Linked DNA regions of Homo sapiens: region 1 is linked to region 2. Evidence: chromatin loops called from intact Hi-C (ENCODE). Cell type or tissue: heart left ventricle. All regions are shown on one strand. Each heading gives the region's core, and the rest is flanking DNA. Links, peaks and the distances in the headings are about the cores only.

Region 1 (2,908 bases), core at 270-2,769, 81 kb before region 2:
CCAGGTTCGACAGGTTCCTCCACGTCTCCTGTCTCTAACACTTCTTGTGTTGGTGAAAACCAGCCCCTGTAACCTCTGGAGCTGCTGAGATGCAGCCTGCTTCCAGACAGTGCCATAAAGACATTCCCCGTGCGCCCACGACGTTCTCTTAGTGACGTGTGACACCTGTGACACAGCATCCTCGCACTTACTAGCCACAGAGCAGTTGAGGCTGGACCTGGCTTGTTCCGGCCCTGGGTAGAATATCCTCCTATTACCTGCTGCCCGGAGCCCAGGTTCTGTCCCGGGTGTGGCTGTGACTCTGTCATGGTGAGCAGAGACTGAAGATGGGTGTGACCTGAAAGAGGTGGAAAGTTTGCCAGGAAATCCGCCCATCACATCATCAAGTCACTCCCGTCCAGGCTGCTCAGGCCTGTCCACAGCGCTCCTCGGAAAGGGACGCTCCGGGCTGTCTGTGTCCCCTTCCTCCCCCGCTCTCTCCTCATCTGCACGCTTTTCTCTCCTCCCCACATCCCGTCTCTCTTGGTTCTCCCTCTCTCTTTCTTGGCCAGCTTTCTTCTTGCCTTTTCCATTAAACTTTTACAAATTCCTCCCCTCCCTTTCCTCGTACTTTATCCATTCATGACATGAAACTGCAGAATGGTGGCATATTCTGTATTTTTCAACAAAGTTTAAAGAGGCAGCTTTTAAATTTAAAATTAAATTACTGGGTGTTTCATTTTTCTCAAGGGAGAGAAAAAGCTGCATTCAGTGATGTTTGGTAAAACGTCTCTTATGACTCTGCCCCCACCCTCCACCGTGCTCTGGGGGCCTGTGGGGGTCTGGAGTGCGCGCATCTCCCCATCCGAGAGCCGCAGGGCACCAGAATCTATAGGGAAAGTGCTTTCCGGCCCACGGATGTGTACGTAGTTCTGCACATTTTTTGCTGTCTCTGGGAGACAGGCCTAATGATCCACTCGGTAGATGGTGGCAGCCCTCACGCTATGGAGAAAGCATATTGTGCTCAGTGGACTGAGCTTTCCCGGCCAGCGCCCTGGGAATGCAGCCCCAGTGGAAACTCCTGTGAGAACTGTCCGCACTTTTCTCTGTCTCCTTATTTTGTTTAGCGTCGTTTGCTTACCGTTTAACTATTTAAGACTAGATGATGACAAAATTTTGATAAATTCAAGGTATACTTTGCCAATGGTGCAAGCAAAATCGCACTCACCACCCTCAGTGCCCCGAATATCTACATTTTCGCCCAGCTAATAATTAGTTTTGAGAAAATTTAGATAACTTGGTTCTCCCATTTCCTTTCTCAGACTTTTATAATTCACTTAAGCATTCCTTTTAATAGATCGCTTTTCAAATATTCTCCTGATAAAGCAGAGCTCCCTGCGGCCCCAGGTCAGCAGGCAAGTCCCTCGCAGCGGGATCCGCGCCTGCCTGGCGCCGCCGCCGCCCTGGGCGCACGCAGCAATTTCACTGTGGGCTCTCCGTCCTGGCGCAGCTGTTGCTTTGGACTTAGTTTTTGCTGAAACTTTCAATTTTCTACTTGCGTATGGTAACATATCATTATTCACCACCTTATGATTTCTAGTTTGTTCAAAATTTTTGTGGAGGTAGCTCAGTTTTGACGCTGTGTTTAGGGCCCTGGGGGGACAGGGTTGCACCCTCAGAAGACCGCCTGCCCCGCGCAAGGCTGGGTGCCTGCAGGCGCCCTGCCGCCCACGGAGATGATGCAGTCCCTGGAGCATGCAGGCCGCCCCGTCCAGAGCGTTTTATCAGTTCGTGGGTCAGACGAGGAAATGCTTATGACGTGACTGGAAAGCCATGGAATGAAGCCGAGCTCCCTTCGGAAGGGAAAGCTGGGAAGAAAAGTGACAGGCAGCTGGGAAAGAGCTTGGGAAAAGCCACGTCCTAAGCGTAGAGAAGGGGCCACCTGAGAACCAGCCTGAGGCTGGGTGGTCTCCGTGGCAAGACCCAGGGGGCCTGGGGGTTCTCCAACAGCCCCTCAGGGAGCCCGTGCCAGCCGTGCCGAAGCGTGACCAGGGGATAGTGAGCACCCCACGAAGCCGTTCTGGTGGGAGAGACACCCCGACCCCGTGGCCTCATCTGCTGACAGTCAAGCCTCCAGCCCGGAGATGCGGCAGGGCCTGCTGGCGGCACAGAACCGCTGGGGTGGCGCCCGGATCCCAAGGCCGTGGCCCCACGCTGCGCCTCGTCTAGGGGGCTCTTCCTCATCAGCTACCTCATGGGGCCCCTCCTAGTAGCTGAAAGTGAAGGTGATTCATCTACATGGGTCTGCGGATCTGCCTTAATACTTGCAGTGAAACACACTCCTAAGTCAGGTGTCAGAACTATTCCTAGATTTAACTCCCGGGACGTGCAGCGTGGCATGCACGCTGACATGATCCTTTTTCTGAAGGCCCGAGCTGCCCAAAACCCGGCCCTCCTGCTAAGATGGGGTTGCACCCGCGGGGTGACTCCACCGTCATCTCTGCTCCGCATCTGCTTAGGGCTGTGTGTGCCGGCGCTGCACTGAGACGCCACACACCGATGTCGCTTCATCCCCCACACTCGCGTGCACAGGTGAGGAGTGAAGGTGCCGGTGGCCGTACGCTGTGCCCAGGCATTGCCTCGCGTCAGGGAGCCCGGGGCCGGGCACGGTGCGCAGAGCCCCGGGATTCCACGCTGCTCTTAGGAAGCCCGCCTGCCGGGGCCGCAGTGGAGCTCAGCCTCCGTCCAGTGTGAGGCCTTGGGCCGCCACTCCTTGGAACTGTCTCAGGGCAGTTCCATCATCAAGGGATGCCGAGTGATGATGGTGCCCCAGGCGTGTGTCTTTCTAGAAGGGAAAGCACATCCACATGAAGTCATGTCCGCGGCGTGCTCTCAAGAAGCATTGCTGGGCCCTCTGCTGCCCTGCCTG
Region 2 (2,908 bases), core at 110-2,609:
GCAATTGATAGTGGATTATTTGGAAAAAAGTGTAGTGGTATAAACATTCTTAAAACTGTTATAAATTATTCCTGTGTATGTATCTTTGCCTGATACTCTGCCAAATTATCATCATTTGCTCATTATCTGACATAACCTAATTCTAAGGGTTATCCTATTCTAGACCCGTTTTGCATGTTTGTGTCTTGACACTGCACAGCCTACATCTCATCACTTGGATTCAGGGCAAAAGAGATTTGTTTTACCTTGGTCAAGGCTAAGTCTGAGGACATGCCTGGTCTCCTGCCATTGACTCATCTTCAAATTTATTGTTTTATTTAAATGATAATTAGTTTTATGATAGGCAGATTAGATTTGTGTATAGTGTTATAACTCCTAACAGTTCCACTCCTTAAATGAGCAATGTCAAGAATTTATTTTTGTTGCAAGACTTAAAATTACTCTAGGAAATAATTTTAATGCTGAGGGTATGCACATTTCGTATCTTATTTGCTATACACAATTTTCAGAAGGCTGCAATGCTGAGAAAATTAAATGTCAAAGAACAGCTATTCTTGAAAAAAAAAAAACTCATTTCTTTCTGTTGATTCATTAAAGACAAAATATAAAAATTTCCCATAACACTTTCAGGAGCAAAATTACTATTTATCTTTTTAAACGGATTTTTAACAAATTATTTGAGGGCCTGGAATTTACAGTAGATTTAAATGAATGTCCTCTCTGTTGTCACTCTTTTATATAGAAATGAGCCCCTGACTTGTGGAATCGGAGAAGGAGAGTAAATGTTTATGTCTGAACAGCAATTCCACCAAAAATACTGGGTTGGAAAAATATGGAATGCCAACATTCCAGTGGGAATTCCTGCTCCACATTCATTGGGAAAGATGTGGAGGCTCATTTACATTCTTTATGTTTTCCCAACTCCCATAAGCTTTCTTTCCTTTGTTTGTTTTTGTACTTAAGGAAAGGTTACTTTTTCTGAGGTATTGCGGGGGGTGGGAGCGGGTAGAGGAGTGAAAGAGGGGAGTTTGGGAGTGATTTGAAAACCTACCAACAAGCATTGGTTTTGCAGTTGTTCCCTGTCTTTTCTTTGCTGTCAGCAATCAGAGACAGCTGGTATTTTTCCTTTCCATCTCTCCCTGCCCAGTGTGCATTCCTCCATCCCAGCTTCTTTCACTCCTGCTGCTCACAAGCCAACATGGAAAGCCTCTTACAAATCCTGCAAGGCACTGAATGGAAACTGTTTTCCCTCTTTGTAGTTTCTTGGAGCTACACACTTTGTTTCAGTGTGTTTAAAAGTAACTTACAGGCCAGGTGTGGTGGCTCACGCCTGTAATCTCAGCACTTTGGGAGGCCGAGGCAGATGGATCACTTGAGGTCAGGAGTTCGAGACCAGCCTGGCCGACACAGTGAAACCCCACCTCTACTAAAAATACAAAAAGCTAGCCGGGCATGATGGCAGGCACCTATAATTCCAGCTACTTGGGAGGCTGGGGCAGGAGCATTGCTTGAACCTGGGAGGCGGAGGTTGCAGTGAGCCGAGATCGCGCCACTGCACTCCAGCCTGAGTGACAGAGCAAGACTCTGTCTCAAAAAAAAAAAAAAGTAACTTACATATTGTTGACACATAAGCAGACTTTAGTGACTCATTTTAAAATGGGTTCTCTGTTTCTAATTCTTTAGGTTTTAAGATATGCGGCCGGGCACGGTGGCTCACACCTATAATCCTAGCACTTTGGGAGGCCGAGGCAGGAGGATTGCCTGAGTTCAGGAGTTCGAGACCAGCCTGGGCAACACAGTGAAACCCTGTATCTACTAAAATACAAAAAAAAAAAAAAAAAAAAAATTAGCCAGGCATGGCAGCATGCACCTATAGTCCCAGCTACTCGGAGGCTGAGTCAGGAGAATTGCTTGAATCCAGGAGGCGGACGTTGCAGTGACCTGAGATGGCACCACTGCACTCTGGCCCAGGTGACAGAGTAAGACTTTGTCTCGAAAAAAAAAAATGCATTTCTCATCTCAACTGGTAGTGTTTCATTATGGTAAGCAGGTACTAGTGTTACTGGAAAGGGGTCCCAATCCATACTCCAAGAGAGGGTTCTTGGATCTCGTGCAAGAAAGAATTTGAGGTGAGTCCATACAGCAAAGTGAAAGCAAGTTTATGAGGAAAGGAAAGGAATAAAAGAGTAGCTACTCCATACACAGAGCAGCCCTGAGGGCGGCTGGTTACCCATTTTTATGGTTATTTCTTGATTATATGCTAAACAAGGGGTGAATTATTCATGCCTCCTCTTTTCAGACATATAGGGTAACTTCCTGGTGTTGCCATGGTACTTGTAAACTGTCATGGTGCTGGTGGGAGTGTAGCCGTGAGGACGACCAGAGTCACTCACGTCACCATCTTGGTTTTGGTGGGTTTTAGCCAGCTTCTTTACTGCAACCTGTTTTACCAGCAAGGTCTTTATGACCTGTGTCTTGTACCAACTTCGTATCTTATCCTGTGACTCAGAACGCCTTAACCGTCTGGGAATGCAGCCCAGCAGGTCTCAGCCTTGTTTCACTCAGGCGTATTCAAGATGGAGTTGCTCTGGTTCAAACAGCTCTGACACTAGTGTACCCTGAGCTATCTGGAAAACTCCGAAATTATGTTGATAGTACCTTCTAATAAAGTAGTCGTTTTCATACACACCATGATTTCAGTACGAAGTGTGTATTTAAACACATTTGTAAATTGTCTGATGTAGTTATCGTTATAGAGCTCATAATTTTCAGCCTTTCTTATAGAACTGACAAATACTAGAACATAGTCATTCCGTAGCTATAGCTGTAGATTTGCAAATGTTAACAACGTTTAAAAATGATTAGGGACATCATTCAAATTGAAACATTCAGAGATATCTATGAAAAT

The links. A loop is a pair of places that touch in the nucleus more often than their neighbours do. Peaks named below come from ENCODE experiments on the same cell type or tissue, not always from the same donor. Only the 100,000 strongest peaks of a DNase experiment are listed, where the experiment ranks them.
Region 1: a loop joins it to region 2, with 4 times the contacts of the local background. A loop is called at or near these places in 8 of 110 quality-filtered maps.

Annotation. Positions count from the first base shown.
Region 1 is chr6:169,166,967-169,169,874 of GRCh38, reverse strand. No RefSeq gene overlaps it. Among named protein-coding and RNA genes, the nearest start is that of LINC01615, 5.4 kb to the right of the region's middle. In heart left ventricle, for the core only: no CTCF peak of the experiment used is centred there; DNase peaks (open chromatin) are centred at 1,431, 1,734 and 2,049; H3K4me3 peaks cover 936 bases; H3K27ac peaks cover 2,396 bases.
Region 2 is chr6:169,085,859-169,088,766 of GRCh38, reverse strand. All of the region lies in intron 1 of LOC124901469 (a long non-coding RNA gene), which reads right to left. Among named protein-coding and RNA genes, the nearest start is that of LINC01615, 76 kb to the left of the region's middle. In heart left ventricle, for the core only: no CTCF peak of the experiment used is centred there; no DNase peak of the experiment used is centred there.